Regions from separate parts of the Homo sapiens genome. Here regions 2, 3, 4 and 5 are each linked to region 1. A link is a loop called in an ENCODE intact Hi-C map of the cell type or tissue named here. Cell type or tissue: MCF 10A. All regions are shown on one strand. Each heading gives the region's core, and the rest is flanking DNA. Links, peaks and the distances in the headings are about the cores only.

The links. Hi-C counts contacts between places; a loop is a spot of excess contacts. Peaks named below come from ENCODE experiments on the same cell type or tissue, not always from the same donor. Only the 100,000 strongest peaks of a DNase experiment are listed, where the experiment ranks them.
Region 2: a loop joins it to region 1, with 13 times the contacts of the local background. A loop is called at or near these places in 17 of 110 quality-filtered maps.
Region 3: a loop joins it to region 1, with 10 times the contacts of the local background. A loop is called at or near these places in 41 of 110 quality-filtered maps.
Region 4: a loop joins it to region 1, with 15 times the contacts of the local background. A loop is called at or near these places in 75 of 110 quality-filtered maps.
Region 5: it touches region 1 in a loop (12-fold over the local background); 42 of 110 quality-filtered maps call a loop at or near these places.

Annotation. Positions count from the first base shown.
Region 1 is chr4:37,449,795-37,456,277 of GRCh38, reverse strand. It overlaps PGCKA1 (PDCD10 and GCKIII kinases associated 1), which reads right to left and starts at 2,353. Exons shown (of 4, transcript NM_001104629.2): 1 at 2,238-2,353. LOC124900691 (a long non-coding RNA gene) reads left to right here. Exons shown (of 3, transcript XR_007058098.1): 2 at 688-798; 3 at 1,184-1,961. In MCF 10A, for the core only: a CTCF peak has its summit at 3,203; DNase peaks (open chromatin) are centred at 2,387 and 3,137.
Region 2 is chr4:38,032,212-38,038,694 of GRCh38, reverse strand. TBC1D1 (TBC1 domain family member 1) reads right to left here. Exons shown (of 22, transcript NM_001396959.1): 8 at 2,997-3,107. Among named protein-coding and RNA genes, the nearest start is that of PTTG2, 75 kb to the right of the region's middle. In MCF 10A, for the core only: a CTCF peak has its summit at 3,254 (motif pointing right); a DNase peak (open chromatin) is centred at 3,234.
Region 3 is chr4:37,799,924-37,806,406 of GRCh38, reverse strand. No RefSeq gene overlaps it. Among named protein-coding and RNA genes, the nearest start is that of PGM2, 24 kb to the left of the region's middle. In MCF 10A, for the core only: CTCF peaks have their summits at 2,861 (motif pointing left) and 4,161 (motif pointing right); DNase peaks (open chromatin) are centred at 2,856 and 4,136.
Region 4 is chr4:37,563,671-37,570,153 of GRCh38, reverse strand. The region is part of intron 2 of PGCKA1 (PDCD10 and GCKIII kinases associated 1); the gene reads right to left. Among named protein-coding and RNA genes, the nearest start is that of PGCKA1, 110 kb to the right of the region's middle. In MCF 10A, for the core only: a CTCF peak has its summit at 3,229 (motif pointing right); a DNase peak (open chromatin) is centred at 3,213.
Region 5 is chr4:37,790,703-37,797,185 of GRCh38, reverse strand. No RefSeq gene overlaps it. Among named protein-coding and RNA genes, the nearest start is that of PGM2, 33 kb to the left of the region's middle. In MCF 10A, for the core only: a CTCF peak has its summit at 3,453 (motif pointing right); no DNase peak of the experiment used is centred there.

The sequences.
Region 1 (6,483 bases), core at 985-5,984:
GAGTAAGAAAGGCTACAACTGGAGACACAGGATGGCTCAATGGTTAAGAGCAGGCACTCGAGAAAGACTACATCTGACCTGCACATAGGTGAAGACTCCAAGTCGGCTTCCCCTAGGATGACCCCTTTAACTCAACTCTTTTCTACACACCTACAAAGTCTCTCTGTAAGCATGTAATCTAATGACCAAAAAGAATGACCAAAAAGAAAATCTGCCTAATGACCAAGAAAGAAAAGCAGGACATAGGTACTAGTTACTATTTAACCAAGACTGTAAAAGATCCCAAGATTCAGGGTTACCAGAAAAATTGTGTAACTAGGGGAATGTGAAACACAGTCTAGGGAGAGGAAACCTAGCTACTGGAAGGCTGGTATTCAATTATTTGGAAACTGGCGTCTATTCCAAGAAGCACCGTGAATGGGCTTCCGGGCACCAAGAGCGGGCTGTTCTAGGAGGAAAGGGGCCGGCCCTACCTGTGCTCTGCCCTTGGGCTGCAAATGGATTCTGGCCGGAGCTTAGCCAGGTTGTATTTCCGGCTCAGAGAGGGTCTGGGTGGGACGTCAAGGGAATCATTCCATGTTTAGGATAATGGAACGTGTTGAGTTGGTATGCAAGGTTTTGTCTTCAATCCCAGATATCCAAAAAGCTCTTTGAAACACAGGAAAGATTGGCCCTATTTCTCTTTAGGTATCATTATTTATCTAAATCTCCGGAGCCATTGAGGACCAAGATCATACTTGCTGAATAAATGCACGGAGCAGGATCAGAGGATAGACACAGAATGGGCCAAGAAGAGAAGTAAGCCACACCTTCCCTTCCTGTCTCAGCATCTGTTCCATTTCTGCTCAGTGACCCAGGCAGCTTGCTGTTAGCTGACTCTTCACACTTTAGGGAAATACAAATAACTCCAGAACTTAACTTTACCTTTGAGCTTCAAATTGTTTCAATTATGTACCTTGTTTCAATTATCTGCCTCCTGACAGTGTTTCACAGCTGGGACCAGTAAGGTGGTCTATGATCTTTAACATCTGTCTTATCCTTCCTAAAATAGTATCAACTGAAGGATTAAATGGGGAAGGGGGAGGGGTAGGCAACAAATATAGACTCTATTATGTTTAAAAGCAGTAACCGCTTTCCATTTCTTTCTCATTCAACTCTCAAATGCTTCTCTTCTTTTCTCCAGATATTATTCCTCATAAGAGCTTGCTTGATTGCAACCACCAAGGACATCCACAAACCAGGGCAAGAAGGACCATCCGTAATTCTTTCCCATAAATAGTGACAGGAAGAAAATAAACGCCCTATTCTTCAATGATTTGAACCACCTCTGGAGCACAAACTTTCTCTAAATTCACAGGGCAAATATCCATCATGGGGCAGGTATCTATGCTGCCATGGAAAGTAACATAAAATGTACTAAGTCATCACAGGGAGTTTTAATTTTGTTTTTAAGGTCAATTGCCATGCTGGGGTAAAAAGCATTGATCCTTGCCTTTTATCACCGGAAAAATTCTTCACCAGTACTTTGTGAAAATCTCGCCTCATCAGGGCTGCCAAGGTCAATGCAACCTAAGTAACCAAGCTGGGAGATGCTTGCCTAATTATTAAATATTTAGCAAACAGTTTGTGACTATTTAACTGTTTGCACCTGGCACCCTCTTTTCACTACGTGAGGCCTCCTGGCACCCTGACCTCTTCCCCCACCCCTACCCACTGCCCAGGCCGCCAGCACCCCTGGGGGGCAAATACCGGGACCCAAGGGCATTTCAAAGAAACAGCAGAGGTCACATTCCATTTCCTTTTTATTAAAAAACATACTTAAAATGGGGGAGGAGGGCACAGATCTAAGGTAAAATCTCTTGCAGTTTTTTCAAGTTCGCATGCACCGTTGAAAGTTCATTAGTTAGGGATTTAAAAGCAAAAATGTTTCACACAACCAATTAAACGCCAAGCTTTACAAACGCCTTGGTCTTTGGTTTTGGGAATCTGTAAAAGTCCGCCTCCCCCCACCCGAGTTTTGCCCCTTTTAGAGCCCCTTTGTTGAATTACGTGACTTTTCCCGAAGTCATCAAACTTTGAATTGCGTCTCTAATTTTTTTTTTCAGGGCAAAAGCAAATCAAGAAATTAAACTTAAAAGTAGGCGACTCGGAGAGAAGTGGGGGAAAGCTCGCCCCAAAGCCAAGTTCCGCAGGACTAAAGCCCTCTTTGCGCGCGCGGGGCGGGGGATTGTCCCTACCTGGGGCCAGACGGCGGCGGCGGCGGCGGCGGCGGGGTCCCGGCGCCCATGGCTTCGCCGGCCTCGGGCAGCCGCGCCGGGAGACGCTAGCGGCTCCGCGCTGCCCTGAGCCCGCCGAGCTCGCAGCGGCCGCCCCAGCGCTGTCATTGGGCCCGCGCGTCACGTGGCCCGGGCTGCGGGTGAGCCTTCCCGACACGCGTAACCCTTTACCTGCACGCCCCGAGGATGCGGCGGGGCTAGGGCTCGAAACCCTGGAGTACGATGTCCGACATCCCCGGGGCCGGGGTGGCAGTCCCGGGCGCACTGAAGCAGAAAATCCACGCGCTTGTTGGCCTCTGAGCACAAACGACCGCGCCAACCGCCTGCCATCACGGGAAACTCCGGGGTGCTTACTCCAATGTTGCGCTGGAGAGAAGGGAGCTTCCTATGATCAAGGGACTGGAGTACGGGGATACACAAAACAAATGCACCCGCTGGCAAATAGTTGTGTACTCCCAAACCCCGAGAACTTGGCATTTTTCAGTTTCCTCCTTATTTCTGGCATTCGCCGCCTAGACCTGCTGTGAGTTCCATGGCCAGCCCTGTATGAGCTACATGGACCTAGAAACAGCGGGGGCGCCACCACCACGATAAAAACCAGGGAAGTTGCACACACTCGCCTGCACCCTAAAGGCCCCAGGGGGAGTTCAATGAACTCCTGGTTCCCCGTCCCCTCCTCACCCACTCCCCCTCCATCCCTTTCTTTTCCTGAGGTCTTAGGGCATTGGCCACAAGACTGCATCCAATCTACTGAGTTCCACATTCGTAGCTGTTACAATCCATATACCTAAGGCGGGTGGAGAACTGACTCTGCTTAAGGACTGGACATTCTTTTCACCTGTGCTCCAAAGCAAATGCTGAGCTTGCCAAAAAAAGTGTTAAGCAACTGCGCCACCTAGCTTACCCTCTTCTCTCTTCTTTTCAACTCATCCAGCAAGAGAATAAAATAGGATATTGGAGAGGCATCTGGACAGAGTATTATCTAAGGATGGACATAGTGTCCTTGGGTTTTCAATGTATCTACTTTAATGATGCCAGCCCCATTCACATGATATTTGCCAGGCTTTTGAGAATTTGAACACTCCATTTTTTGAATCCTTCTAATTTTGCAGTGCTGGGATTGCACGCTGTAAAGTGTTAGATTTTTGCAGGAAGTTATATGTGGTTTTACATCCTTTGTCACAATGAACGGCACTCATGTCCAACTTATAGTCGACACTTAATTGTCTACAGGATATTGATACATTTATCAAGTAGGTTATCTGTCGAAAAAGGGGTTGGTATTTGTATTGGGTTTCATTTTATTTATTTATTTATTATTATTTGAGACAGGGTCTGGCTGTTGCACACAGGCTGGAGTGTGATGCGATCTCAGCTTACTGCAACCTCCTCCTCTGGGGATCAAGGGATCCTCCCACCTCAGCCTCTGGAGTGCCTGGGGCTACAGGCTCATGCTACCATGCTCGGCTAATTTTTGTATTATTATTATTATTATTACTATTATTATTATTATTTTTGTGGAGACTAGGGTGGGGGTGGGCTCTCCTAAACTTGCCCAGGCTGGTCTTGAACTCCTGAGGTTAAGCAATCCGCTCGCCTCGGCCTCCCAAAGTGCTGGGATTGCAAGCTGAGCCACCGCGCGCCCCAGCCTGCCTTAGATTTTAAAGTGCAGTTCCTAGACTAATAGCATCGGCATAATCTGAGAGAATGTAGTAAAAATGCAAATTCTTGGGACCCACCCCAGACGTATTGATTCAGAAATAGTTGGGGAGGGAGGGTGAAGAAATCTGTGTTTTAGCAAGTGGTACCTACTCCAGTTTGCGAACCGTTGCTCTGAATATGCACAGGTAGCTGGCGAAGTTCCCCTCATCTATTAAATAGTAAGGGCTGGCATTCTATAAAGCTAGAGGTGCTGCTTTTATTTGTATCCCTAGATTACCAGTTTTATGTAATCTGTCATGTTGATACACTGAAACTGAACCCTCCATGTGTCCATACAACGTGTAATCTGTACTTCTTGCAGATCTCTTGGAATGCCAAATTGAGATCTGAGGGGCCCTTGTAAAACATATGGAAGAAAAACCTATGGTTTCTTGATGCACACCAGGGTGAAAACACCATGATTCACTTCATTTTTTAGGTGTGCCCATGTTTTCACTGACATGTAAATTGTTCCCAGCCAATGAGTCATGAAAGATAGGAAAGCTAATTTTTTTGAGTGGATTTATCAACATGGTTCCAAATTTGTGAAAGAGTTCTAAAAAACAAACAACATTAAAAACATTATGGTATCCGTTTATGTTATAGCCCAAAAAACTCCCCACACCATATTAGGCATTGCAGTAAGGGCTCCTTGCAATCCATTGCAATCTCCTTACTGAGAAAGAAAGAACTGAGTGGGTTTTTATTTGAGTTTTCTCCATGGGATAGATAGACTATTTCTAATGGGCTAGATGGATGTCTTACTTTTAAACTCTCTAGGTCCAAGTTTGTTTTGTGATTTTCCCCCACTTTCATCCCCTGTTCACTTTACATTTGTAATTCTATCTACTCAATTCCAATTGGAACTGGAATTATTTGAGTTTTCCCTCCCCTTCATCAAACACCTCTATCCATTAAGCCCTGAAATAAATCTTGAATTGCCCCTACTCTAAGCAGGTTCTAAGATCAGGTTCTAACACTTTCTAACTGAGATCATGGCCATGGTCTTTACTGGTCTCCCAGCTTCTGATCTTTTCCATCTGAAAGCCATCTGACAAAGTAACTGCCCTTCCCCAAAACTTTTTTTCCCAGCTCCCTGTTGAAACCAGCGCAATTTTCCAACAAGCCAAATGCCCATAGCACTGAAGCTTGAGAAACTTACACCTGCTGCCTGTTGACCAATTCCTCTTCCTTAACCCTCCCTAATTCCTGTTTTCCTATAGGAGGTTACAGTGAGATGCTAGACACCTGCTGCCTATTGAGCAACTCCTCTTCCTTGCCCTGCCTGTTTTCTCCCCCCATATAAACCCCAACTTTAGCCAGGGGAGATTCAGATTTGAGTCTTGTCTCCTGTCTCTGGCTGATATCACCCATAATAAAGCCTTCTTCCCTGACAATACTCATTGCCTTAGTGATTGGCTTTCTGTGTAGTGAGCAACAGGACCTAGGCTGGGCCCCTGGCTTTCAGTGACACTATTGACTACTGAATAAAGTCTAAAATCCCAACAGCATTTGAAGTCGCCTGAAATATGCTTCAATGCCCATTTTTGCTCATGCAGCTTCCTTTACCTGAAATGTCTCTCTGACATTGACAGCTAAGTCCTAATTATTCTTCTAGCCTCAGCTCTATCTCCTCTGGGTCAACCTTTTCGATATTCAGGTAGTGTTAATTGCTCCTCTGTAGTGTATCCTCAGCACCTGGCTCTCACTCTTACTAACTTTGAAATCAGTCTCATCTGGTTTAGCTGTGTCTCTTCTAGACTGTAGGGTTCTGGATGGCAGGAGTCATGCGTGACTTTTCAAATCATTCCAGGATCTAGCATAATGCCTTGGGCATAGCAAGCATACAGTGTTGACTGTTGTGTTCTTGGCTCTAGGAAAGAAGATATTTAAACAAACTCTATTTATTTGAAATGCTTTTTTGCAAATATTTATTAACTTCTCTACATTTTCTTTGAGAACTAAAAGGAGAGGGGTTTAGCCTTTTCAACCTAAAGATATTACCCTTTGTAAGTAATGGAATTGTTTTCAGTGGTGGTAAATTTTGAACACGTTAGTCTCAGCCATGTGATGCAGGCAATAAACCAGAATAATTTATTTTCGTAACACATTAAAGTTTCTCTGAGAACAATTATTTCATGACAACTAGATACTAGCTTTCAGATTATTTCCTATGTATCATCACTTAAGCTCACCAATACTCCTCTGTTTCTGTTTTTTAAAAATATTTTTTGGTGCGTGTGTGGATTCTCAGATCCAAGAGGCAAGAGATGGAAGAAAGGGCATGTGGGAAGGCTCCCCTTGGTCCTGCTCGTTCGCGCAAAGGGAATTTATGAGAGAGACAACTCCTCAGTCATCACCCTTCTTCTCCTTCCTCCCCATCCTTCTATTAATGAATTCATCAACTATTTCTGTATACCTGAAAAACGTGAGAGTTTGCAGCAAATTTCAGTGATCTTCAGAGCTAGCCCAGTCTCCCACCTGCAAGTTAGAAAACACCTTGCAG
Region 2 (6,483 bases), core at 693-5,692, 580 kb before region 1:
ATTACAGGCGTGAGCCACTGCGCCCGGCAGGATGAAAATATTCTATATCTTGATAGGGGTTTGAGCTACCTGAATGTAGCAGCAGTGGTCAAAACTCAACAAATGGTACACTTAAGATTTGCATAACCTACCATATGTAAATTTAATCTCCCCAAAATTGGAAGCAAACACTAAATTCTAGTTAATGATATACATGCTAAAGTGTTTAGGGATGAAGGGTACTGATATCACCTAATTTGAAAGGCATGCAAAAATAAGGTGGACTAATAGATAAATATATGATAAAGCAAATTAACAAAGTCTTTAAAACTGTAAAATCTGGATGGTGGGTATATGAGTGCTCATGGTATAATTCTTTCAACTTTTCTATATGTTTGAAATTTTTCATAATAAAATGTCACAAAAAAAGAAAGAAAATCTTATCTACTAGAAAACAGACCCAAGAAAATCAGTAAGTAGTTATATAGCATTAAATTTTGTTAAGCTCCTTAAAAAAACACACAATAATTAAGATAAAGTACTTAGACATCAGACAAAGTGGCTCCACTACTCACTAGTAACTGCTTGACTGCTCTTCCCCATTTCCTCATCTATAAAATGGGTATTTTACCACCTACCTCAAAAAACTTGTAGAATGAATGGAGTCATTTATGTAAGGAATGAGAACTCTATCTGGCACTTGGCAAACATTCAGTAAGTGGCAGCTGATTTCATACTAATTTTTGTACCACCTCTGTGAATACAGGTGGAAACGACAAGTCCATTGACTAAAACGTGACAGCCTCTAACTTAATGTATAAGTCTTGCCCAAACTGAACCCTGTTCTATAAGATCAAAAGACTCATTCAGGGTTTTTTCTATTTCACAACTCCTCTGACAGTTCTCCAGCACTATTCTTTTGGTCTTTGAAAAGCGCATATGGCCTCCCTGCCGACCCTGACACGCACAGCACTGAGAGAAGCGCTCACTGTCCTCTGTCCGCTTCTGAAGTCCTGTGGCCAGAGAAGTTCTTTGTCAAAGCCATGATCCTACCACGGTCTATGTCACATCTTCCCACATTTTCAAAAGCTTTAGAAATTTTTAGGTGCAACAAGAAGGTAATGAAATCCACGTGGCTAAACTGATAGCAGAAAACATGAAAAGGATCTATCAGTGAATCTCAAGGCTGTGCCTAATGGGTCTATAAAGCAGCTGCTGCTCTGAAAAACCCACTCCTCAGAGCCCATGAGAGTGTCCAGCCTGGAGTACACCAACCTCATCAGGGGATTAGGGCAGCTTCTTTATAGACGAAGACATGAGCCGTCTGGTTCATGATGTTTAGAAACCCCTAGTAAAAGTGTTACACAGATGCCAGTTCTGCTTGTAAGGCTCAGTCACTTCTACATTGAACTCTTATGTTTTTTTGGGTAAAAAAAAAACATTAAACACATTTCTCCATTGGATGATCTATGCCCAAATCATAAAAATATTATGCTGGTCCATAAAAATGAGTCTGCAGTTAGGTCAAAACTTTCCATTCACCATAAATGCTCAAAATGTTTAGTAAAAGAAGACTTTCCATCCACCGTAAATGCTTCATTCCCCTTTCTAGCAGTTATAAATTACTTCAAAATTATCAATTTCCTGTTGGAACAAGTCAGACTGACTCAGATAAAAGAAAATCAGAACAGGGAAAAAGCTATCAGTGGCACAAGAGGGGAAAAAGGGAGTGGAAAAGAGAAAAGAAATAGGCTGAAAAATGAACTCCAGAATTAACTGAAAACTTAGACCAACTGGTCCATCCAAAAATGAACAGGAGAGACACAGAACTTGAATGCTATCTTAAGGGTACAGGTTGGGAAGGGAGGAATGGCTACAAACCAAGACCACAAGTCAAAACCCCAAAAAACACAGGTCATATACTCATGTTAGAGTCACTGCTAAAGGACCTCATGGCTGGCCAATGAGATTAGAAACCGTGGCTGACACTGTACACCAGCCCAAGTGTTCAGGGAAGGCACGTGACTGCCAAAGCCACCTAGAAGGTAGAAACCTTATGTGGAGATTTGCTAAGTGTACACCCCATGAAAACTGCACACTTGGTTTAGGGTCCAGACGCAAAGGCTGCCGTAGGACAGGGCACACCACTGAGCACACAAGTGTCTTTGGAACACGTACGTGGGGAGTGTTCAAAAAGAAAAAGGGAACATACTTTTGGGAAACTGAGAAACTTGTACATCCTTCACTGATTTTTCTCTAGATTTCTGGCCAACAGGTAACTTTAGCAAATATAAAATGTGTATGTTTTGAAGCTATTAATGGTTCATTATGAATGGACTCACATGGAGTCCAAAAGACAAAGGAAATGGTCTGTGGTACCATGTAACATAGGGACTCCCAAACCTGAAGATCTTCCAAGGGAGAGATCTGCAGAGAGCCCCAGCTTCTGCCTTGAGACCCCACAAAGAGAAAAGCTAAATAAGGCTGTAGACAGTGGAGGAGGGGAGGGAGACTCTGTATTTCCACCATGCAAAATGGAATTAATCCAAGTTCTAACCTGAATAGCACATAAGTCAGGCTTGCCAACATTGTATCTGATTTGTGACCTAGCATTTATATCACAAAGGACGTTCAGGTACTTTTTGTAATTCCAAAGGCAGCCATGCAATGTCCTTCCAGGTTTACAAAGAAGAAAGGCGAGGTGACAAACCAGCTCCCTGCAAGCCAAGCAGCTCATCTTGGTGGCATCCACTCTTACACTCAATTCTTGCTGCTCTAAGCCAGTCCTCTTATTAGAGCAACTGTTCTGCCTCCACTATGGTGCAGGCAGAAACTTTTCTTATCTTCTCAAGCATACATAGTCTAACACTCCCAAATTTCCCCTCTATGTGCAACAAAGGAAAATAAAACATAGGGAGAAAAAAAGGTATCAGAGTTTCAGAAAATCCTCAAAACGTTGTTTATACAGAGACTTGGCAGAGACTTGGCAACAATTACAAGAGACAAAAATGCCATACCTGCTTCATCTCCCCAATATGGATGTGTTCTTTCTGTTTCTCTTCATATAAACATCTCAGAAAAGAAATAATCAATTCATTCTCTCGCTGCTCATTTCTCGGTCTCAATTTCTTTAAAACAAAAATCAGAAACAGGATTTATTTTTAATCGTCAACAATATTGCTAAGCCGTCTTTTTAAATGCTAACAGCTTCCATCCACTAAACTAGTGCTTTTACTCAATCATCTCACCAGGGGGCACCAATGATCCTAAAAGTAGAGAGAATTTTTAAAAAGGAACAGTGGAGCCAGTGGGCCAGATTTAGCTTTTCATCTCTGATGTCCTCCCATCTAAAAATGAATCTTTAATATCAGATAGAGACACAGTCAAAATGTTTAACAAATAAATAGTTTTTAAAACAAGAGGAAAAACACAAAATCCATATAAATACCCAAAGGTCAGGGGCCATGATGACCAAACATTGACAAACTCTTAGGGAACGGGCAAGGAAAACAGCAACGGGATTCAGTGTCATAATTTCCTATGTCGAATGTGTTCACCGTGAAGCACTCTGTGGAATCCCCATGGGGCACCCCCTTCCATACAAAACTTCATGGCATGTACATTTCTTTCTTCTTTCTTTAAAAAAAAAATTCTCTCTATGCCTTTTAACTTTTAGACAGGGTCGTGGCACAGCACACTGGACCAGAAGTCAGGACATGTAGGTTCCGGCTGCTGCCGAGAAGTGTGAAGCCAAGCCCCTTAATTCTAGCTTCCCTGTCTGCTGAAGTGAGGATGGTGCACAGAGGAAACTCTATGGTCTCCTCCTGCTCCCAAATGCTTTGGATTTGAAATGCCAGAGTGAATTTTTTTAAAGTCCACCTAATTTAATGTATGATTTTATCATATATGAAGAAAGTAAAATGAATTGTTTTGGGATACACAAAGTTTTTAGTCTATAAATTTTGAAAATACATCTTTTTTTATGTTGACAAGTATCCATTGCCTGTTCCTCCCCTCTCCCTACTCCAAATTTCCAGACTGTTCTTTAAAACAAATTCAGTGACATAAATGGATCAACTACACAAGGATCTGAATCTGGGTCAACACCACTCTTGGTCACTTCTTCCCCAGCTAACTAAGGAAGCAACTTTACCCTGCACATAATAAGCATTCAAAGCAAAGGTAACACTAACCCAGACTTTCTGACAGTCCTTTCTTAAAGAAACCCAGTCCTTTCTTAACGAAAAAGATTAAAGGTAAGTTGTTCTTGTTACTTAAGGAAAGGATAGTTAATGATTAGAAGGGTTTGTTTTCATTGAGGCCTTCCTGTTCTTTCAAATTTCGGACTGAAATATTAAATATTTTGGAGGCTACAGCAGACACTCTCAACCTGGACTCCAGGCTGTGAACCCCAATATTACAAAATTTTACAAGTTATATGCAAAAAGTGGATTTCTCTGGAGAAAGTGGGCATTAGATTCTCAAAAAGGAAAGTGGCAGTAATGCCACAATCCCAACTTAACACTGCTAGATCAAAGGGTTATGGGTACACTGAGCCCAAATGTCCACAAAACAACAAGAACTCCCATTTATGGTTGGCGGGGATGCAAAACAGTACAGCCACTTTGGAAAACAGGCCAGCAGTTTCTTGTAAAACTAAACACATTCTTACCACATAACCCAGCAATTGCACTCCTTGGTGTTTACCCAAATGAGCTGAAAACAGCATCTTTATTCACAATTATCAAAACTTGGAAGCAACTAAGATGTGCATCGATCGGCAAATGGGTAAAGAAACTGTAGTGCATCTATAAAACTGAGTATTATTCAGCAATGAGAAATAAGCTATCAAGCCATAAAGAGACATGGAAGAACCTTAAGTGCATATTGCTAAGCAAAAGAAGCCAGTCTGAAAAGGCTACTGTGTGATTCCAACTACATGACATGCTGGAAAAGGCAAAACTATGGAGAGAGCAAAAAGATCAAGGATTAGGGAGGAGGTGGGAGAACAGGCAGAACACGGGGATTTTTAGGGCAGTGAAACTATTCTGTATGATACCGTAATGATGGGCACATGACATTAAGCATCTGTCACAACCCACAGAATACAGAACACCAACAGTGAACCCAAATGTAAACCATGAACTTTAGTTAATATCAATGTACAAATATTGGCTCATCAATTATAATGAAGAAACCCTCAGTAATGCAAGATATGTTAAAAATCGGAGAAACTGTGGGGTGGGGGACAGTGAAAGCTAATACGGGAACTCTGTACTTTTCACCCAATTTTCCTGTAAACCTAAAACTGCTCTAAAAAAAATTAAGTCTATTAAAAAAAAAATGATCCAGGGAAACAGACAGGAATTATGAGGCCTCTGAGCAGGTACAGGCGCCTGATGGTTGGCCCACTCTTTCTTCTCCTGTGTCTTTAATTAAACCTTCTGGCTATCTCCACAAGAAAATGTATATTGTGCTTGGAGAAATTCTTCATCATCATCTATTTCAAAATATTTTAAAGGGCTAATCATATAGTAAGAGGAGGAGTATTAATATATTTTTCCCCTCAAAATACACTTTTAAAAGAAGGAAATTAGACCAACTGGGAACAGTATACTACCACAGTTGTTTTTCATTAAAAACTGATTAAGAATCAGAGACTGCGTCATGGAGCTTGTTAAACATCATACAGAAGTCACTAAAGCAGAGAAATAAACGTCGATGGTGTTATACACAATCAAGAAACAAATCTTTCCTTAATGTAATTCTGAAATACAATTAGTGAGGTGTCACCTCCCTAAAATCTCCCATGCAACTTCACCATCCTCGATAGTAGCAAATCATTAATTCTTTCTTTCTTTTTTTTTTTTTTTTTGAGATGGAGTCTTGCTCTTTCACCCAGGCTGGAGCTGGAGTGCAGTGGCACAATCTGGGCTCACTGCAAGCTCCACCTCCCAGGTTCACGCCATTCTCCTGCCTCAGCCTCCCAAATAGTTGGGACTACAGGCACCCGCCATCACACCCAGCTAATTTTTTTGTATTTTTAGTAGAGACAGGGTTTCACCGTGTTAGCCAGGATGGTCTTGATCTCCTGACCTCGTGATCCACCCACCTCTGCCTCCCAAAGTGCTGGGATTACAGGCGTGAGCCACTGCTCTGGGCCAAATCATTATTTCTTAAAGGTGATTTAACTTTATGAACATTCATTAGTCAGAGAGATAAGTCTTAGGAAAATAATGGGGAATCGAATTGGGTAACATCACTGTGCCATCAAAAATTACTTGCTTGTTCAAAATTAAACTATGATGTCAGAAGTCAGGATGATGGTTACCTGGAGGCAGACACAAAACAGGACTATGAGGCAATGGAAATGCCCCATTTCTTTCTTTTTTTGGGGGAGACAGCATCTCGCTCTATCCCCCAGGCTGGAGTGCAGTGGCACAATCCTGGCTCACTGCAACCTCTGCTTCCCAAGTTCAAGCGATTCTCATGCCTTAGCCTCCC
Region 3 (6,483 bases), core at 904-5,903, 350 kb before region 1:
AGAAAAGAAAAGAAAAGAGTCAAACTCTAAAATCTTTGAAGAGATTTATTCTGCACATAAGAATAAATCTTCAGGAGATCCTGAGAACATGTGCCCAAGGTGGTTGGAGCGCAGCTTGATTTTACACATTTCAGGAACACATGAGACATCAATCAAACACATTTAACATATACACTGGTCCGGTCCAGAAAGGTGGGAAAACTTGAAACGTGCAGGAAGGCGAGGGCTTCCAGGTTGTAGGTAGATTTAAAAAGTTTCTGATTGGTAATTGGTTGAAAGAGGTTGTGGAGACCAAAGTTTAGTGTGCAGATGAAGCCTACAGGTAGCAGGATTCAGAGAGAATGGATCGTAAATGTTTCTTTTCAGACTTAAGGTCTGTGTTGATGTTAAAGCTGGAGGGATACAATGAGGCCTGTTTATCCTCCACTTCCCATCACGGCCTGAACCAGTCTTTCAGGATAAATTTTAGAGTGCCCTGGCAGGAAGTCCATTCAGATGGTTGGGGGGCGGGTGGGGCTTAGAATTTTATTTTTGGTTTACAGATATTTAACAGTCAGAAGCAGAACAATTCCAAACAAGGCCTGCTCTGTCAAAGGAAGAGCTAAAAGATGGCTATATAAAAATTAGGATGGGGTTTCAGACTGGCTAACACAACATTCCATGAATAGATGGTATTTTATTTTTGTTTATCCCATTTCAGTGGAAGCAAGGACAAAAATGTAAAATCTATGCCTTGCTTATCAAAACTGCCAATAAAAAAGAGTGTTCTACCTTTCAAAAATTATTCTTATTTTGTAAAGACATTTTTTCTTAATTTTTGGAAAAGGCGTAATTTTCATATTCCTACTCAGATGCCAGTGTTTTGGATTTTTTTTTTCAGAGGGAATTTATTTAAAAAGAGTTTGCCTCCCCACCGCCCCACCAAATTCCCTTTGAAACAATAAGGATCCAAAAAGACACCTCAAAATCCCTTTAAAATTATTCTTTCTCTTTCTCTAAACAGGCAGGCGAGGTAATGGAAAAGAAGAAATTTGGTAAGTAAATTACAGTTTTGTGATTGCTCTTGCTACTGTCACCGCACGTCTATGAGTGTCAGTCACGCTACTGTGACTGTATGTCTTTAAGTGCCAGCTGGTGAGACACTAGTCTCTCACACACTACGGCAGCATTCACTCAACCTACACCATTGAGGAAGAAAACTGCACTGAAGACACAAGGAAAACAAATCAATCCAGTCTAGAGAACAACATTCAGGGAAACAGAGTACCAACACCTTCTTAGAAGATGGAAAGAAAAAATTAAAAATTAAAAATTCCCTCCATCTCCTTGTTTGAAAATGGTTCTTGACTGACCCAGACAGAGAGTTCTGGGTAATAAACCATTTTGAGAATCCTAGTGTTTGGTTTCTATTCTCCCTCTCTTCAGTCCAGGGAGACCAATAGACAAAAGACCCCCTCCCTGTTCACTCACTCTCCCCTCTACACCTGAAACACAAATGTCCATCTTAGGGCATTTTTAACCTACAGCAGGGATCTGCAAACATTTTCTGTAAAAGCTGAGATAGTGTTATAAAAGTTTTGGGCTTCCGGAGATCTGTGCCATAGACAACATGTAAGTGACTAGGTGTGTTTGTGTTCAATGGAACTTCATTTGTGGATACTGAAATTTAGATTTCATATAATTTTCACATGTCACAAAACACTCTTCTCTTCCTTTTTCTTTTTTTACACCCGTTTAAAATGTAAAAGTTACTCTTAGCTGTGGGCCATACCAAAACAGGCAGTGGGCTGGGTTCGTCCTGTGGGAGTCATGCTTTGCCCATCTCTGTCTTAAAGGAACTGTTGTGTATATGTGCTGCCAGGCTCATGCATAACAGTTCACAGCAGTGTTACCTGTAACAGCAACAAAACAAAAAGTCTACCATGGAAGCATAGGTAATAAGTAAAAATTTCTGATATAGTCATAGAATGGAACACTGCACAGTGCCAAAAATGCATGTACCAGTATCAGTGTGATACATGTATCAGTATGATTGGATCTGAATCACTTAATATTGATCAAAAAAGGAAGTCACAGAAGAATTCATACAGCCTGATACAGTTATAGTAAGGTTAAAGAAGGCAAAATTAAACAATATATGGCTAATAAAACTATAAAGAGGCCAGAGGCGGCCTGTAATCCCAGCACTTTGGGAAGCCTGTAATCCCTGCACCTGTAATCCCCGCACTTTGGGAGGCTCAGGCAGGCAGATAGATTTAGGTCAGGAGTTTGAGACCAGCCTGGCCAACATGGCGAAACCCTGTTTCTACTAAAAATACAAAAATTAGCCAGGCGAGGTGGCTCACACCTGTAATCCCAGCTACTCTGGAGGCTAAAGCACGAAAATTGCTTGAACCCAGGAGGCAGAGGCTGCAGTGAGCTGAGATCACACCAGTGAACTCCAGCTATCTCAAAACAAACAAACAAACAAACAAACAAACAAACAAACCCCAGAGCTATAAAGAAAGGCAAGGGAATTGTAAAGACAAAATTCAGAAAAGTGATTCCCTTAAGGATGAGAGACGAAGGTACACTGGGAGAAGCATATGGGAACCTCCAAGTTACTGGAATGTTTCTATTTCCTAAATTTAATCCTGGGCATACAGGAGTCATTTTTCTTCTCATGCTTGAAGCTGTATTATTTATATAAATAATATACGCTTATATATGTATATTTGACTAAAAATTTAACTTAATTTGGAACAGCGTTGCTACTGAAAATGAAGTTGATATAGTGCTTTTATCCCACAGGTTTGTTTACATATTAGGGGTTTAGCAAATAGATTTTGGTGTTAAAGGAAAGGGTGCCCTCTTCAGGCAATATGTCTCATATTGCTAAAGATTTTGACTAGAAAAATGTGGACTTAAAAAATACTAAAAACTCATAGAATCACACCACGAAGAGGCATTTTGTTTGGTGTTCTGTGTCTATTCTTACTCAGTACAAAGTATTTTATTTTTAGAAAACTCCAGGTAAGGATTTTTAAATTTCCATTTCATAATGTGACTTAGTTTAGTTTTTTTTAAATCTCTATTTCCTTTTTATCTTAATATCTATTTCTTTTCAACATATGGGATACCTTAGGCTCCTTTCTTGGAAGATTTAAGGTACAACTACAGAAATGCTTGTCATGGGATACCTCTTTTGGCCTGTATTAACAGCAGTGATGGGAAAGCATTCCAGAATTCGATTTCTTTTCAAAAAGGAAAAACCTACTAAGATCTAAGATTTAATGGGGACTACCATGTTTAGCCTGAATATTTAACACATGCTTTCATTTAATGTGTATATTACACAATATTCTATGAAAATAATGTAAGCAAAAATTACAATTTAGTCAATAATTGCTAAAAAAGAAAAGTTGAAGTTATAGCATTAGTAGTTTGGAATTAATAAATATATATTTTTTGACCAGGCATTACAATCTACTTAAATAAAACGTATTCCTTGTTAACTAAGAGGGCACTTGTTTATTATTACTATTATTTTTTAACCTTAAGTCAAACATAATATTTATTCACCCATATCATCTTATAGTACCATTGTATTTCAAATAATCTGTTAAATCAGTTTTTTTGTATTACATGTTAGTTTAAAATAATTGTTAAATAGTTTAGTTAATCTATTATTTTCATTTTTTTATGACCATTTTAAACTTAATTCACATAAAGAATTTTATTGGCCCTAAAATTATGCTTTGGAAACATATTTTTAATAAAATCAAAATGGGTTCTACTTCTTTTTGAAATTTGTACTCTTCCTATTTTTATTACTTATGGAAGAATGAAAAGTGGACAGTGGAAATTAGAATCCTAGGATATTAAAACTGAAAGAGACTTTAGAGATCATCTTGTCTGTTGCCCTTTTTTGACAGCTGAGTTAATCGAGTTCTAAAGTGGTCACTTGATTTGTCCCAGGTCACACAATTTTAGTAATTGGGATGGCTCTTTTAATCAGTTTCAAACGAAGTTAGTAGATGATTGGTTTTTGTTTTAATGGAGTAGGTTCTTCAGTGGGAGCTTGGTTGGCATGCCTTGCTTTTTATCACCAGGTAGCTGGGAGGCAGTGTGGTGCAGTGGAAAAATGCTTCCTTCTGAGTCAGGGAAACAGAGCTGGGACCTGCTTCCTGCCACTTGGTGGCAGCCCTTGGGCAAATTACTAGGGACAGGAATGGGAATAATAATACATATCCTAACGAGTCAGCATGGGCCTTCAAAGAGATGCACAGTGCTTGGCCTACAGTACATCTTCGGTTACTGGTAGCTGCCATTATTATTAGCTGTATATTTTTATTAGTAGTGCTATATTTTATTATTAGCTGTGTATTTCTATACATTATTAGTATATATTAGCAGCATTTTTTTTGCTTATTTTTTATCTGAAATCCATGTCCCTAATTTCTAGTTACTTGCCTTAATTCTCCATTATTTTCCCACATCTCTTGCAGAGTGACTTGTACTGTATTTAATTCCTTGGTGCCTCAGTTTCCTCATTTGTAATAGAAGAGAGGAGTTGAACAAAATAATTTTTAAATCCCTTTAGGCCTAACTTTCCATGTGCTGACCAGTGGGATTTTTGGAGCCAAAAATCCCTGCTTCTCAAAGGAAAGCTTTCAGGCCTATATTAGTTGCCTCCAGTGATTAATTCCTTTGACTGCACAATGAAAAATATTGGATCAAAAAATCATTGTCAGGAGTTTTAAAAAGTGCTGGTAGTGGGGGTGGGGGATAAATCACTGTTTGATAAATATTGTCAAGCAAACAGATAACAGCATGGAGAAAAATTAAATTTGATCCATATTTCATATGGTATTTTGAAGTGAATTTCAGATAGGTCAAACAGTTAAATATTTCATGGCAACTGTTAATGAAAAAAAATCTTTTGAAAACATCATACCAAATGTAATTCAGCTGTGGAGGAGAAATAAGTATTTTAAACTTTTTTCTTTCTTTTTTTTTTTCAGACGGGGTCTCGCTCTGGTGCCCAGACTGGAGTTCCATAGCACTATCATGGATCACTGCAGCCTCGGCCTCCCAGACTCAAGTGATCCTCCCACCTCAGCTTCCCTAGTAGCTGGGACTACAGGTGGGCACCACCATACTCAGCTAATTTTTGTATTTTTTGTAGAGAGAGTTCTTTCTATGTTGCCCAGGCTTGTCTCAAATGCCTAGACTCAAGCCATCCTCCTGCTTTAGCCTTCCAAAGTGCTGGGATTATAGGTGTGAGCCACTGTGCCCAGCCTATTTGAAGTTTTAAGAAGTACAGGCTATGACCAGAGATGCAATGCATATGATCAAATATGTCAAGTCAAACTAAAATTTCCATACACGTGCTGTATTAAAATAAATATTGAAAGAAGTAAACAAGGTAGAGGAAATACACTAAACATCTGATAAAAACCTCATTATTCAAACATAATGAGCACATGCATGTAAGAATTACAGGTAGAATACATTTAGTAGATGATTACAGGTGATCCAAAACAACAGATAGTATATTATCTCATAGAAAAAGAGTCTATGAGCCAATAGAATAAAAGGAATATAAAACAGGAAACAAAATTAATAGCAATAATAATGTCCAGTGTAGCCAGGGCTACACCATCACCATCGGAAAAGAAAATATGCTTTTCCACTGCAGAAGGGTTACGTCTTTCTGGAGAATAAATTCGCATTATGCAGCTGGCTCTCTAAAAATTCTTTATGCCCTTTAACCCAATAATTCTATTTTGGAAATATATCCTAAAGGAATTAACTAAAAAGAAATGACACCAGTTATAGCTGCTCCATTTATAGGACAAAATAAAAAAAACAGAAAGGGAGAGTTTATTCCAACAAAAAGATGAAACGTGTGTCATACGTTCATGCACACACACACACACACACACACACACACAGTACACACATATTAACATACTCTCTAAGCAGAAAAAGTGTATGTGGTCTATGTAAATACTTGGTAGTTTTTTAGGGAAAATAACCTTAAGGTGAAAAAGAGAAGCACAAGATACTAGTTACATAATGAGTGTAGCTGCAACGATTTCATACAGTGATTGTTTATTCAGTCAAGTTTGTATCTCATGGTCTCTAGTTTGCCTGTGAATCAGAGACAAGCTATTTGTTGTTATGTTGTTTGCTGCAAGTTCTTGGGAATGAGGAGGGCAAGAGATGATGGAAGTGAGGCTTGAGAAGAATGTCTAAGAATTGAAGTGGCTCTTTGGGGGAATGGGATGAGGAGCTAAGGATTCCTGGAAGGATTGTGCCTGAGGTTATAGAGCCTGAACTTCTCAGTTGGTTCCAATCTGAAGAATGTGATTTTTTTTCCCCAGCAATGATCCAAAGTCAGGATGTGGGAACAAAGAAGGGGACACAGTCAAAAAACAAAGGCTGAAGTTTGCAGACAGGTGAAAAGAACGACAAAGGAGGGAGTGAGTTGAAGTATTG
Region 4 (6,483 bases), core at 508-5,507, 110 kb before region 1:
AAAAAAATTAGCCAGGCGTGGTGGCGGGCGCCTGTAGTCCCAGCTACTCGGGAGGCTGAGGCAGGAGAATGGCGTGAACCTGGGAGGCGGAGCTTGCAGTGAGCCGAGATGGCGCCACTGTACTCCAGCCGGGGCGACAGAGCGAGACTCCGTCTCAAAAAAAAAAAAAAAAAAGGATTATATGCAGACTTTTGTTATCAGCACCATCAAATAGTCCATTTCATGCATTCTCAATAGCCAGTGTGCTGGGATAGAAGTGTTAGCATGGTCTAGCGCTGGCTTTGACGGGATATTTGTGTGCAGGGAAGTGCTCATGGGTTTTCTCCCTGGAAAAGGCTCCCTGGTCAAAACAGGTTTGGGAACAACAGAAATTAAAGATGAAGAAATTCATGGTTATGAGAAGGAACTGTTTCACTCTGTTTAACCCGATTATTTCCCTACATTATTGGGCTACAGAACTTTTTTTCTCATAACAAACTTATTAACAACCAACAGATCTCATGTTTTGTAGAATACTTCTGAAAAATCTGCTATCAAAATGACAGTCCTAATTATCACTGGAGTTTTACTCCTCAAACTAATTAAGCTATATGGTGTTTGGGTGAACTTAGCCAGGCAAAGTCTGTGCCCAGGTATAAGAAATCCACCTCCTCGGGGCCGGGCGTGGTGGCTCACACCTGTAACCCCAGCGCTTTGGGAGGCCGAAGCAGGCAGATCACCTGAAGTCAGGAGTTCAAGACCAGCCTGGCTAACATGGTGAAACCCCATCTCTACTGAAAATACAAAAAATTAGCTGGGCGTGGTGGCAGGTGCTTGTAATCTCAGCTACTCAAGAGGCTGAGGCAGGAGAATTGCTTGAACCTGGGAGGCGGAGGTTGCAGTGAGCCGAGATCTTGCCATTGCACTCCAGCCTGGGCAACAAGAGCAAAACTCCATCTCAAAATAAAATAAAATAAAATAAAAATAAAGAAATTCACTTCTTACCTCCTAGCCATAACGCCATCACCAATGGCATGGACATGGTGAAGTTGTTTAATCTCTCCCCCCCTTTTTTTTTGAGACAGGGTCTCACTCTGTCACCCAGGCTGGAGCACAGTGGCATCATCTCGGCTCACTGCAACCTCTGCCTCCCAGGCTCAAGCAATCCTCCCACCTCAGCCTCCTGAGTAGCTGCAACTACATGCACACGCCACCGTGTCCAGCTATTTTTATTTATTAATTTTTTTGGTAGAGATGGGATTTTGTCTTGTTGCCCAGGCTGTAATCTCTTGAGTCCTCAGTTTCTTTATCTGCAAAACGAGTTTGTGAATCAAAGCTCTCTTTGAAATTTAACAATCTAAACGATAAAGTGGGAAAAAAGGGGAACTTCAACTCATTGACTTGATTTCCTTGTTGTTATCACATCAAATCCTGAGAATTATGCTGAAGGCATGCTTCAGTACTTCCGTGCTGCACGTGGGGCACCACGCCCAGTGGTTTGTGAACTAGCTCTTCGCAATACTGCCCTCTGGGTCCTACGTCCACACTCACCCCAGGCCATGATCTTGACTGAATGATAAAAGGCCAAGTTCTCTGTCTTATTCCCTGAACTCTGCAGCTCTTTTGGAAATGCCTCTTCAGCCTCTGCCAGGAGGAACTGTGAGATTGGGACAGAATGTGTGTAACAGCAAAGTCCCTGAGAGGGACGAGGCTCTCAGACCAGGGAGACTCCTGATGGAGAAAGTGACCCCCCTTCTCCACTGGGAATGGGCTGAGAGGTGCATGCTGCCAGGCAGGAGGGCAGAGTGGTTTTCAGAGCACTGGTGGCAACCCTGGGCCTCCTGGTGTTCCTGCATTTTAAAGAAAACTATGTAAAAAAATAAGTTCCCAGGAGCCAAAGAAATCAGCCTCTGAGGGTAGAATGTCTGGGTTGAAATTGGTGTTTCTCAGTGACAGGTGGCCCTGAACCCTCTGGAATCATACCACTAGAAGGGCTGCCTCTCTAGCCTTTACCAAGGCTGGCCTTGCCGGCCCTGTGCACCTGAGAGGTGCTTCCACTGTAGGAATGCTGAGGAACAGGCCAGGGCCTGGTCCTAGGACTTTCTTGCTGCTGGGTTCACAGGATCTTTGATATCCATGTTGAATGTGGAAACACATTCAATGTGGTTTTTTTTGTTGTTATTACAACATAGTGATGATGTCACTCCTTTTGTCCCTCCTGTAGTCTTTACGATAGCATATCACAGACATTTTCATAGATTGAAAAACATTTCATGTGGCCCTTTATTCAAGATCTGATACTATTTTTTCCCCCCATCTAGTAATTAGCCTGCTATCCTTAAGACAGGTGTGTGACGAATGCTCACAGCTGTGTGCAACATCGCTGACTTCACGATGGCTCCACTGGGTCTTGGTATGCACCAGGCACTGTGCTAGGTTCTGGGGATATGATGGCACCCGGGTGCTCCCTGGGAGAGCGTATAGTCGTGTGTGTGTGTGTGAGAGAGAAAGAGAGAGAGAGAGATTGATTCTGGTGAAGCCGGATGGCATTTAGACGAACATTCAGGAAGATTGATCACACCACACCAGCAGTTCAGCAGAGTGGTTAAGCGAGTGACTTAGGATCAGAGTAGTCAGCAATTCCACCTCCACTGCTTACTAGCTTTGTGACTTCTAGCCAAGTTTCTTCCCCTCCGTGAGTTTCAGTGGCCTAATCTGCAACACGCGAATGATGATAGTTACAGTTTATGAGGATTGTTTTGAACACTAAGATAAGTATGCATAGCGCTTGCTATAATGTCTGGCATACAGCCAGTACTTAATCACAATAAGCAGTTAGCCACTGAGTGTTTTCTATGTGCCAAGGACTGTTTTGGGGACTTTCATCTTTCATGTATTAACTCATTTCAACTTTAAAACAACCCTTTAAGGTGGGAACCAGTATTTTATAGATAACTAAATGGGAGGTTATATAACTTGCTTGCCCAAGGTTGTAAAAGTTGAAAGTAGGATAGTGAAGGTATTATTAATGTTGTTATTGTTTTTATTACTATAATATTTCTGGCATCCATCCTAGTAAGTTTATTTTATTTTATTTTATTTTATTTTTTTTTGTCCGCTGGATTATGCAAGAAGCAGTTTGTGCTCCAATAGCTTTTGCAAGAGAGAACTGGATTCTCTAGATTTGGGCTGAATTTTATAGGTGCAGTTGCATCAATTCACCAGCAGATGGCAGGATATAGCGGTTATTTTACTCATCTCAAGAGAAGGACTTGGTACAAGAAAGGCCTCAGGACCAGGCGCGGTGGCTCACACCTGTAATCCCAGCACTTTGGGAGGCCAAGGTGGGCGGATCACTTGAGGTCAGGAGTTCTAGAGCAGCCTGACCCAACATGGTGGAACCCTATCTCTACTAAAAATACAAATATTAGCTGGGTGTGGTGGTGCACCTGTAGTCCAACTACTTGGGAGGCTGAGGCAGGAGAATCACTTGAACCCAGGAGGCAGAGGTTGCAGTGAGCCAAGATTGTGCCATTGCACTCCAGCCTGGCCAATGGAGCAAGGCTCTGTCTCAAAAAATAAAATAAAAAGCCTCAGAAACAAGAATTTTGGGTGCCTATAAGCCCAGCACTTTGGGAGGCCGATATGGGTGGGTCACTTGAGGTCGGGAGTTCGAGACCAGCCTGGCCAACATGGTGAAACCTTATCTCTTCTGAAAATGCAAAAATTAGCCAGGTGTGGTGATGTGCGCCTGTAATCGCAGCTACTCAGGAAGCTGAGGTGGGAGAATTACTTGAACCCGGGAGGTGGAGGTGGCAGTGAGCCAAGATCAGGCCACTGCACTCCAGCCTGGGTGATGGAGTAAGACTGTGTCTCAAAAAGCAAAAAAAAATAAAATAAAAAAAAAAGAACAAAAAAAGAAACAAAAATTATGGCCCAAGTAGTGTAGGTGTTGTGCTATGCGGCAAGGTTATGAAGTAGGTGATGTGGTATTTTAGATGGTTACTGTATTAGTCAGGGTTCTCCAGAGGGACAGAACTAACAGGATAGACATATATGTAAAGGGGAGGTAATATTAAGTGTTAACTCACACAATCACAAGGTCCCACAATAGCTCATCTGCAAGCTGAGGAGCAAGGAGAGCCAGTCCGAGTCCCAAAACTGAAGAACGTGGAGTCCGATGTTTGAGGCAGGAAGTGTCCAGCACGGGAGAAGGATGTAGGCTGGGAGGCTAGGCTAGTCTCACCTTTTGACGTTTTTCTGCCTGCTTTATATTCGCTGGGAGCTGATTAAATGGTGCCTACCCAGATTAAGGGTGGGTCTGCCTTCCCCAGCCCACTGACTCAAATGTTAATCTCCTTTGGCAGCACCCTCACAGACACACCCAGGACCAACACTTTGCATCCTTCAATCCCATCAAGTTGACACTCAATATTAACCATCACAGTTACTGTCACCTTTAAGCCTGATGAGACCAGGGCTTCCTCTAGCACTGGCTAGACATTGGGTTTATTCTGGTCTGGCCAAGCAATGGTGGGGTCAAAAGGCTCCTGAAATTCTACAGAGGCCTCTTCACACAATCACTGCACATCAGAACTCCATCTGGGTTGGTCTCTGCCCACTGTACATTTGGACAATAACTCTGTGGAAGAGCCTGGGGGAGGAAGGTGTCTGTGGAGTCAAGGGGGTCCTGTTCCTTCCCCCAGATTAGACCCGGTGCTGCTCCTCCTCCATGGCTGACCTTGCACTTCTCCCAGATCCAGAGGCTGCCCGTGTTGTGAGCCAATCTCAGAGCCCCCCCTTCTACATGAGGATACATGGCCATGAGCTGGGAGGGAAAGGTAAGCCACAAAATAAATATGGCCCCATGCGAAGGTTTTGGGGGGAGAAGCCCATTATTTGTTATATAAAATTAACTCAGAATATCATGGGTGAAAAGGCAACATTTGTGTGAATGACTAGAATGAAACGGAAGGCACACAGAGATGTCAAGTTCTGCCAGTAGCTTGTGGTCATCCTCTCCACACTCCCCAGCCTCCCAGATCCTCCTGTACCCTCGTGGGGACAGTTTAAGGGAAAAGTTTGAGAAGCTATGTCCCTATTCTCTGGACTGTAAATTCCTGGAAGTAGGCTCCTGTTTGGAGCAGACAAGATGTAGTTTGTTAATGAATAAAGACTAGTGTGTGTGTCTGTGTGTGTGTGTGTACGTGTGTGTGTGTACGGGGTGGAATCTTGTAGACAGATAGGAGCACAGGGCACTGGGTCATGAGGAATCCACCTGGCTCTGAGTGGGGCCTGACAGCCTGTGTTTCTAACAAGCTCAGCATCAATCATTACTAAAGGATCTGCTGAAAAATGTCAGACACCGGGCTGGGCACAGTGGCTCGCACCTTTAATCCCAGCACTTTGGGAGGCCGAGGCAGGTGGATCACCTGAGGTCAGGAGTTCGAGACCAGCCTGGCCAACTTGGTGAAACCCCATCTCTACTAAAAATACAAAAAATAGCTGGTCATGGTGGCAGACACCTGTAATCTCAGCTACTTGGGAGGCTGAGGCAGGAGAATCACTTGAATCCAAGAGGCGGAGGTTACAGTGAGCCAAGATCGCGCCACTGCACTGCAGCCTGGGCAGTAAGAGTGAGACTCCATCTCAAAAAAAATAAATAAATAAAAAAGTCAGACACCCCTGGCATCAGTGCATGGTAACTTTCATTTTTATGGCTGCATTACCAGAAGTACTGGTCAGGGTCCTATGAGGATCACATGACTTAAGCATGTGACAGGGCTGGCAATATGTGTCTTGCAAATAGTAGGTGCTTAGGAAATGTTGGCCGTTTGCATGTTCATGGCAATTGTCTGCGAGAATATTCGGTTTTTTTTCTTTCTTTTTTTTTTTTTTTTGAGACAGAGTCTCACTCTTGTCACCCAGGCTGGAGTGCAGTGGTGCCATCTTGGCTCACTGCAACCTCCGACTCCCGGGTCCAAGTGATTCTCCTGCCTCAGCCTCCTGAATAGCTGGGATTACAGGTGCCTGCCACCACGCCCAGCTAATTTTTTGTATTTTTAGTAGAGACAGGGTTTCACTATGTTGGCCAGGCGGGTCTCGACCTCCTGATCTCCGGTGATCCACCCGTCCCAGCCTCCCAAAACGCTGGGATTACAGAGGTGAGCCACTGTCCCTGGCTGAGAATATTCTTTAACCATTGGGTGCTAGTTCCATTTAGACACTGTGTAGAAATGGGCAATGTTTTGACCAAATCTTCCCTGGAACCACATGGGAACTGGGCCGTGTCTCCATGACAGGGAATGTCTCTGATTTTGCTAAGTAGCTGTATCTGGGAGATGGCAGACATCTGGAAGAAACTTGAAGCATTTGGACAAAATTAAGTTCTAAAAATGCTGAGGAAGTTTTAGAGGTGGCCATGTGGAGAGGAGTTTATATAATATAGTCTGGTAAGGCTACAAATAGATTTTAAAGGAAGCACAGCTCAGGGCCACCTGCTTG
Region 5 (6,483 bases), core at 758-5,757, 340 kb before region 1:
AAATGTATAATGTCCACATATCCTTCATTTGCCCTGGAGACAGTGAAACTTCCTACTGGAAATGAGAGCTCTCACGGACTCCAGGTAGTCAGTGCTTTATGAGCCCATTGCATCCCAGGCCTCATCCATCCTTCATCACGCATTAGCAGTTGCTCTTCTCGGCTGGGGTCATTCCTTGCCAGGAGCTACCATGTCTTCCAGTGTAGATCAGCCTTTCCAGGCTATAGTGTTGTTTCTGAAGCTCTTCAAAAAGTCAAAGGGCCTCCACTGATGCCCGCTTGCCTGCCGCCCCTTATCCTAGACCTCCTTGACCTTTTCCTTGATAGCTGTTGAATTGCACTAAAACTTGCATTCCCACATTCAGGCTGATATTCCTTGTTTCTTTACTGCTGGTCCAGCACTATCCATTACTCCAGTTTTGTCAGCCAATGGATGAAAACTGTTTGCTAATAATGGCAGAAAAAGAGGGCACATAGAAATGCAATAGCTATTTCAGAACATCTCAACTCAGGGCAGGGCAGTAGCTCTCACTGGTCACACTGGGAGTACACTATGGAGTCTCTGACACTTCCCTCCTTACACAGGGTACTGTTCCGTATGATGTGTTCTTCTCCTTTTTGGCTTAGTAAAACATTTTAGAGATAAATAATGTATAATAAATAGATACCATCCCAGAGCTGTAGAAATAGGATACGTATTTACCGGCAAGAGGAAAACTTTTTTGGAAAGTTATAAAAACTCAAAGCAAATGCATAGTAGACATAGTTTTATTATGAAACGTCACTTTTTAAAAGATATAATGTTTCACATATTTTAAATCGATTTATTTGGAGACAAGTCTTTTGTCGTAGGATCAAGTATGCGTCTAAGAGGAAAATAGACGGTAGGTATATGGAAAGTGTGTTTTCTGTGGCTTTTCTGGTTGGCTTACTTGCTCTGTTTGCTCTAAAGACTATTAGGAGGAAAGTGATAACTAAGAAAACAGAAAGTTTGTTCAAAATGGTGTGGAGGAAAAAGGAAGGAAAGAAAATTTTTATCTGAAGAATGAGAGCCCCTTTAAATTATCAGGCCCCAAAAGGCACTGAATGAAACAGCAGTCACATCACTCCCCCTTGAACTAAATAATTATCTCTTGAAGCCACTTGCCATGTGGGCTCTAGACTAACTGATGCCAAGTAGCCATCAAATGCCATATGCCAGACACTATAACACTATATCCTGCAGTCCCACAGTGCATGGCCAATCATTAAGCAATGTTATTCTCTGAAAACCAGTGAGAATTCCTGTCAAAGAACTTTACATCAGACCATTCCTTGTTCCCTTTGCCTTTAGAAACCTGCTTACAACAAAAGCTAACAGAGCACTCCCCAGTGCAACTGGGAAGAGCGTCTCAACAGCTGTCTTCCCTTTGGCTCAAGTAAATTCTTTAAATTATATTTTGTGCCTCAGCCTCCTCCTTTTAGGTCAACAAGGACATCAACTAATACCTCCAGGTGTGTGCAGCTTTAGTATTCACATAAATAAGATTTTTTAAAGCCTTAATTTTTAGCAACCGTCACTAATCATTAAGCCCATTCACATTTTCTAAATCGAGTGTGTTACTGAAGGTCACAGATCAAGTTTCTTTTTGGTCATGAGTTAGTCATGTGAAATGTATCCAAGCTTACTTACAATTTTTATTGTAGGAAAGATTTTGTCATGGAAATGAGATGCTTTTCCTTCAATTCATGGTGGCCAAATTAGGACTCTGAGGACATAAAGTCATATGCTCATGTCATCTCAAATATATAAACTTATTATCTACATTTTACTCATGAATTCAATAGTCAATGGATGCCTTTTTGTTTGAGTCCTATACCTGGTGCTTCAGGATGTCATGAAAAGTGAGACATTGTCCCTGCCCAAAAGGAGCTTCTCTAGTTGGAGAGAAAATACATGTTTAATAGCTGTATGAACCAAAATGTGAGCGCCATCACCGACATGTATTTGACCAAGTACCACTTCCACTAAGTGGAAGAGAGCAGATACACAGAATTCTGAAGGGAGAGAGCTGATTGAAGACAAATTCAATAAAAACTTCCTTTTAAGAAGCAACAGAGCTCCAAAAAGGGAAGCATAGATGAGACTGGTTGAATTGGAAATAACAAGGATCAGTGGAGGAAATGATGAGTATAGGTACCCAGAGAACATGATTTCTCTGTGAAGCATAGAAGTGGTAAGCATGTAAGCCTGGAGGAAAGAGGTTAATTGCAGCAACACAATGATGGCCATCTAACTGTTATGGTCCCAACAATCATGTGCATGGATTAACACGTCTGTAGTCTTTCCTAGGTGAAATGCTAAGATTGGGATAGAGAAAAAAAAACAAAACTGGATAAATCATTTTACTTTAGAAAGGATGTTAAGGGATTATTTTGCTTTCAGACTAAAATAATGTGATATAAAAGAAGGTAGGTAAGAGAATATAGACAGATGATATCAAACATCTAGTTACTGTCATTGGGTTATAAAAATATGTTACTTTACAATGAAAGTAATTACAGGCACTGTTGAAGCCACCTTTGCAAAATTATGAAAGTAAGAGAAATCTGACATAGCTGACTCTAATCTTGCTTCTAGCTTCATAGGTTGACTGTATTTGCTCCTGGGAGTGGGCCAAGCTAACTTAGAGAGAAATTTAGTTTATAGTTTAAATGATAATAGCCTTTCTCCAAAACTAAGCTGTTCTTGTAAAACTAATGAAAGACCACCAAGTTAGGAGGATAAGAGGGGTTTGAATTAGAAATAATTACAAGGCATTATTCCGGAGGTCATAAGATTTGAAACTTCCCCAATTACTCTTGCAAATATAAATAACATCACTATTGTAGAAGCTAAGATTGCCTTTTGGAGATGTCCAGATGGCTCCACCTGGACCTGCCAACAAGTCCTGTCTCACCCCACCCCGGCTCCAGGAACTGACTCAGCACAGTAAGACAGCTTCAATTCCCTATGATTTCATCTCCTATCCAACCAATCAGCATGCCCCCTACCCTACTCCCCTGCCCATCAAACTGCATTTTAAAAACCCCTAATCTCCTATATGGCATGGCCAGCTCTGCCAATTAAACTCTTTCTTTACTGCAATGCTATGGTCTCAGTGAGTCAATTTTGTGTGAGCAGTGGGTGGTTGGGTGGTTACACTGCCAAAAAATAACACAGCAAATAAATTATAATTACATCAATACAACTAAGAGCTAAGCCTGAGTTTAAGGGGACTCAAAAGCACTCTACTTTTCTCTCTCTCTTTCTAAATTTTTACTGGTCTTTGAGTTTGAGCAGGTGTCTCAACCTCAGCACTACTGGCACTTTGGACAGGATAATTCTTTGATGTTTGAGACTGTCCTATTCACTGCAGAATGTTTAGGAGCATCCATGGCCTCTACCCACTAGATGACAGTAGAACCTCACCTACCCCCAACAGCCCAGTGGTGGCAACCAAAAATGTCTCCATACATTGCCAAATGTCCCCTGGCAGCAGGACACAAAATCACCTCTTGAGAACCACTAGTTTAGACAAAAGAATGTATTTTTTTTTTAAAGTAAGTACTGAATATATTTAACAAAAATCATACATGTGAGGTTCACACAGAGAGGAAAAACATATATATAAATACATAAAGTGACATTCCCTATGATTTCATCTCTGACCCAACAAATCAACATGCCCCCCAACCCTAATCCTTTGCCCACCAAACTATATTTGAGAAACCCCTAACCTCTGTGCCTTTGGGAAGACTGGGGCCGATGGAAATCTTCTGTTTCACCCCTTGAAGGTTTGTTGAACATCCAACTCACAAAAGGAGATTAATAGGAGAAATGGGATACCAGTCTATTAATGTGCACACAGGGAAGAACCAGTGATTACCCCTGTATTAGTCCATTTTCACACTGCTGATGAAGAAATACCTTAGACTGGGCAATTTACAAAAGAAAGACGTTTATTGGACTTACCTTTGCCCTTCTCTGCCCTTCTCTGCCCTTCAATCCCCACGTGGCTGGGGAGGCCTCACAGTTATGAGAGAGGGTGAAAGGCAAGGAGGAGCTAGTCATGTCTTACATGGATGGTGGTAGGCAAAGAGAGAGAGAGAACTTGTGCAGGGAAACTCCCATTTGTAAAACCAACAGATCTCGTGAGACTTTTCATTATCATGAGAACAGCATGGGAAATATCCACCCCCATAATTCGATTAACTCCCACTGGGTCCCTCCCATACTACATGGGAATTGTGGGAGTTACAATTCAAGATGAGATTTAGGTGCGGACACAGCCAAACCATATCATTCCACCCCTGGCCCCTCCAAAATCTCATGTCCTCACATTTCAAAATCAGTCAGGCCTTCCCAACAGTCCCCCGAAGTCTTAACTCATTTCGGCATTAACTAAAAAGTCCACAATCCAAAGTCTCATCTGAGACAAGGCAAGTCCTTTCTGCCTATGAGCCTGTAAAATCAAAAGCAGGTTAGTGACTTTCTAGATACAATGGAGTATAGGCATTGGGTAAATACAGCCATTCCAAATGGGAAAAACTGGCCAAAACCAAGGGCCTACAGGCCCCATGCAAGTCCAAAATCCAGCAAGGCAGTCAAATCTTAAAGCTCCAAAATGATATCCTTTGACTCCATGTCTGACATCCATGTCATGCTGACACAAGAGGTGGGTTCCCATCATATTGGGCAGCTCCATGCCTGTGGCTTTGCAGGGTACAGCCTCCCTCCCAGCTGCATTCACGGGCTGGTGTTGAGTGTCTGTGGCTTTTCCAAGCACATGGTGCAAACTGTAAGTGGATCTATCATTCTGGGGTCTGGAGGATGGTGGCCCTCTTCTCACAGCCTCACTAGGTGGTGCACCAGTAAGGACTCTGTGTGGGGGTTCTGACACCATATTTCCCTTCTGCACTGCATTCACCATGAGATGCTGACCCTGCAGCAACCTTCTGCTTGGGCATCCAGGCATTTCCATACATCCTCTGAAATCTAGGTGGAGGTTCCCAAACCCAGTTATTGACTTCTGTGCACGGGTAGGCTCAACACCACATGGAAGCTGGCAAGGTTGAAGGCTTGCACCTTCTGAAGCCATGGCCTGAGCTCTACATTGGCACATTTCATCCATGGCTGGAGTGGCTGGGACGCAGGGCACCAAGTCCCTAGGCTGCACACAGCAAGGGGACCCTGGGTCCAGCCACGAAACCACTTTTTCCTCATAGCCCTCTGGGCCTCCTTCTTGGCTGCCATGAAGACCTCTGACATGCCCTGGAGACATTTTCCTCATTGTCTTGGGGATTAATCTTCAGCTCCTCGTTACTTACGCAAATTTCTGCAGCAGGCTTGAATTTCTCCTCAGAACATGGGATTTTCTTTTCTATCACATTATCAGGCTGCAAATTTTCTGAACTTTTATGCTCTGTTTCCCTTTCAAAACCGAATGCTGTTCACAGCACCCAAGTCACCTCTTGAATGCTTTGCTGCTAGAAATTTCTTCTATCAGATACCCTAAATCATCTCTCTCAAGTTCAAAGTTCCACAAATTGCTAGGGCAGGGGCAAAATGCCACCAGTCTCTTTGCTAAAACATAACAAGAGTCACCTTTGCTCCAGTTCCTAACAAGTTCCTTATTCCAGCTGAGACCACCTCAGCCTGGAATTCATTGTCCATATCATTATCAGCATTTTGGTCAAAGCCATTCAACCATTCAACAAGTCTCTAGGAAGTTCCAAACTTTCCCACATTTTCCCATCTTCTTCTCATCCCTCCAAACTGTTCCAACCTCTGTCTGTTACCCAGTTCCAAAGTTGCTTCCACATTTTTGGATATCTTTTTAGCAGTGCCCCACTCTGCTGGTACCAATTTGCTGTATTGGTCTATTTTGAAGCTGCTGATAAAGACCTACACGAGACTGGGTAATTTACAAAAGAAAGAGGTTTATTGGACTTACAGTTCCACTTGCCTAGGGAGGCCCCACAATCATGGCAGAACGTGAAAGGCACATCTCACATGGTGGCAGACAAGAGAAGAGAGAGCTTGTGTAGGGAAACTCCCTTTTTTAGTATCATCAGATCTCATGAGACTTATTCACTATTATGAGAACAGCACTGGAAGGACCCGCCCCCATGATTCAATAATCTCCCACCAGGTCCCTCCCACAACACATAGGAATTGTGGGAATTACAATTCAAGATGAGATTTGGGTGGGGAAACACACAAACCATATCACCCCCAAATCCCAGTGGGGCCCAGATACTTATATAGCCTTATTTCAGAGGCTGGGGGAGAGATGGGGAATATAGGTAATTCTGTTTAGGGGCAGTACATGATTACTAGGGAGAATGAATGGATGGGAGTGGAGATTAACTTGTAAATGGTTCTCTTTGAAAACAGAATGAGCCTGAGAGACAGTTATTATCTTGTGAAAGAGTCTGTTCAGGTGCGGTTACATTTGTGATC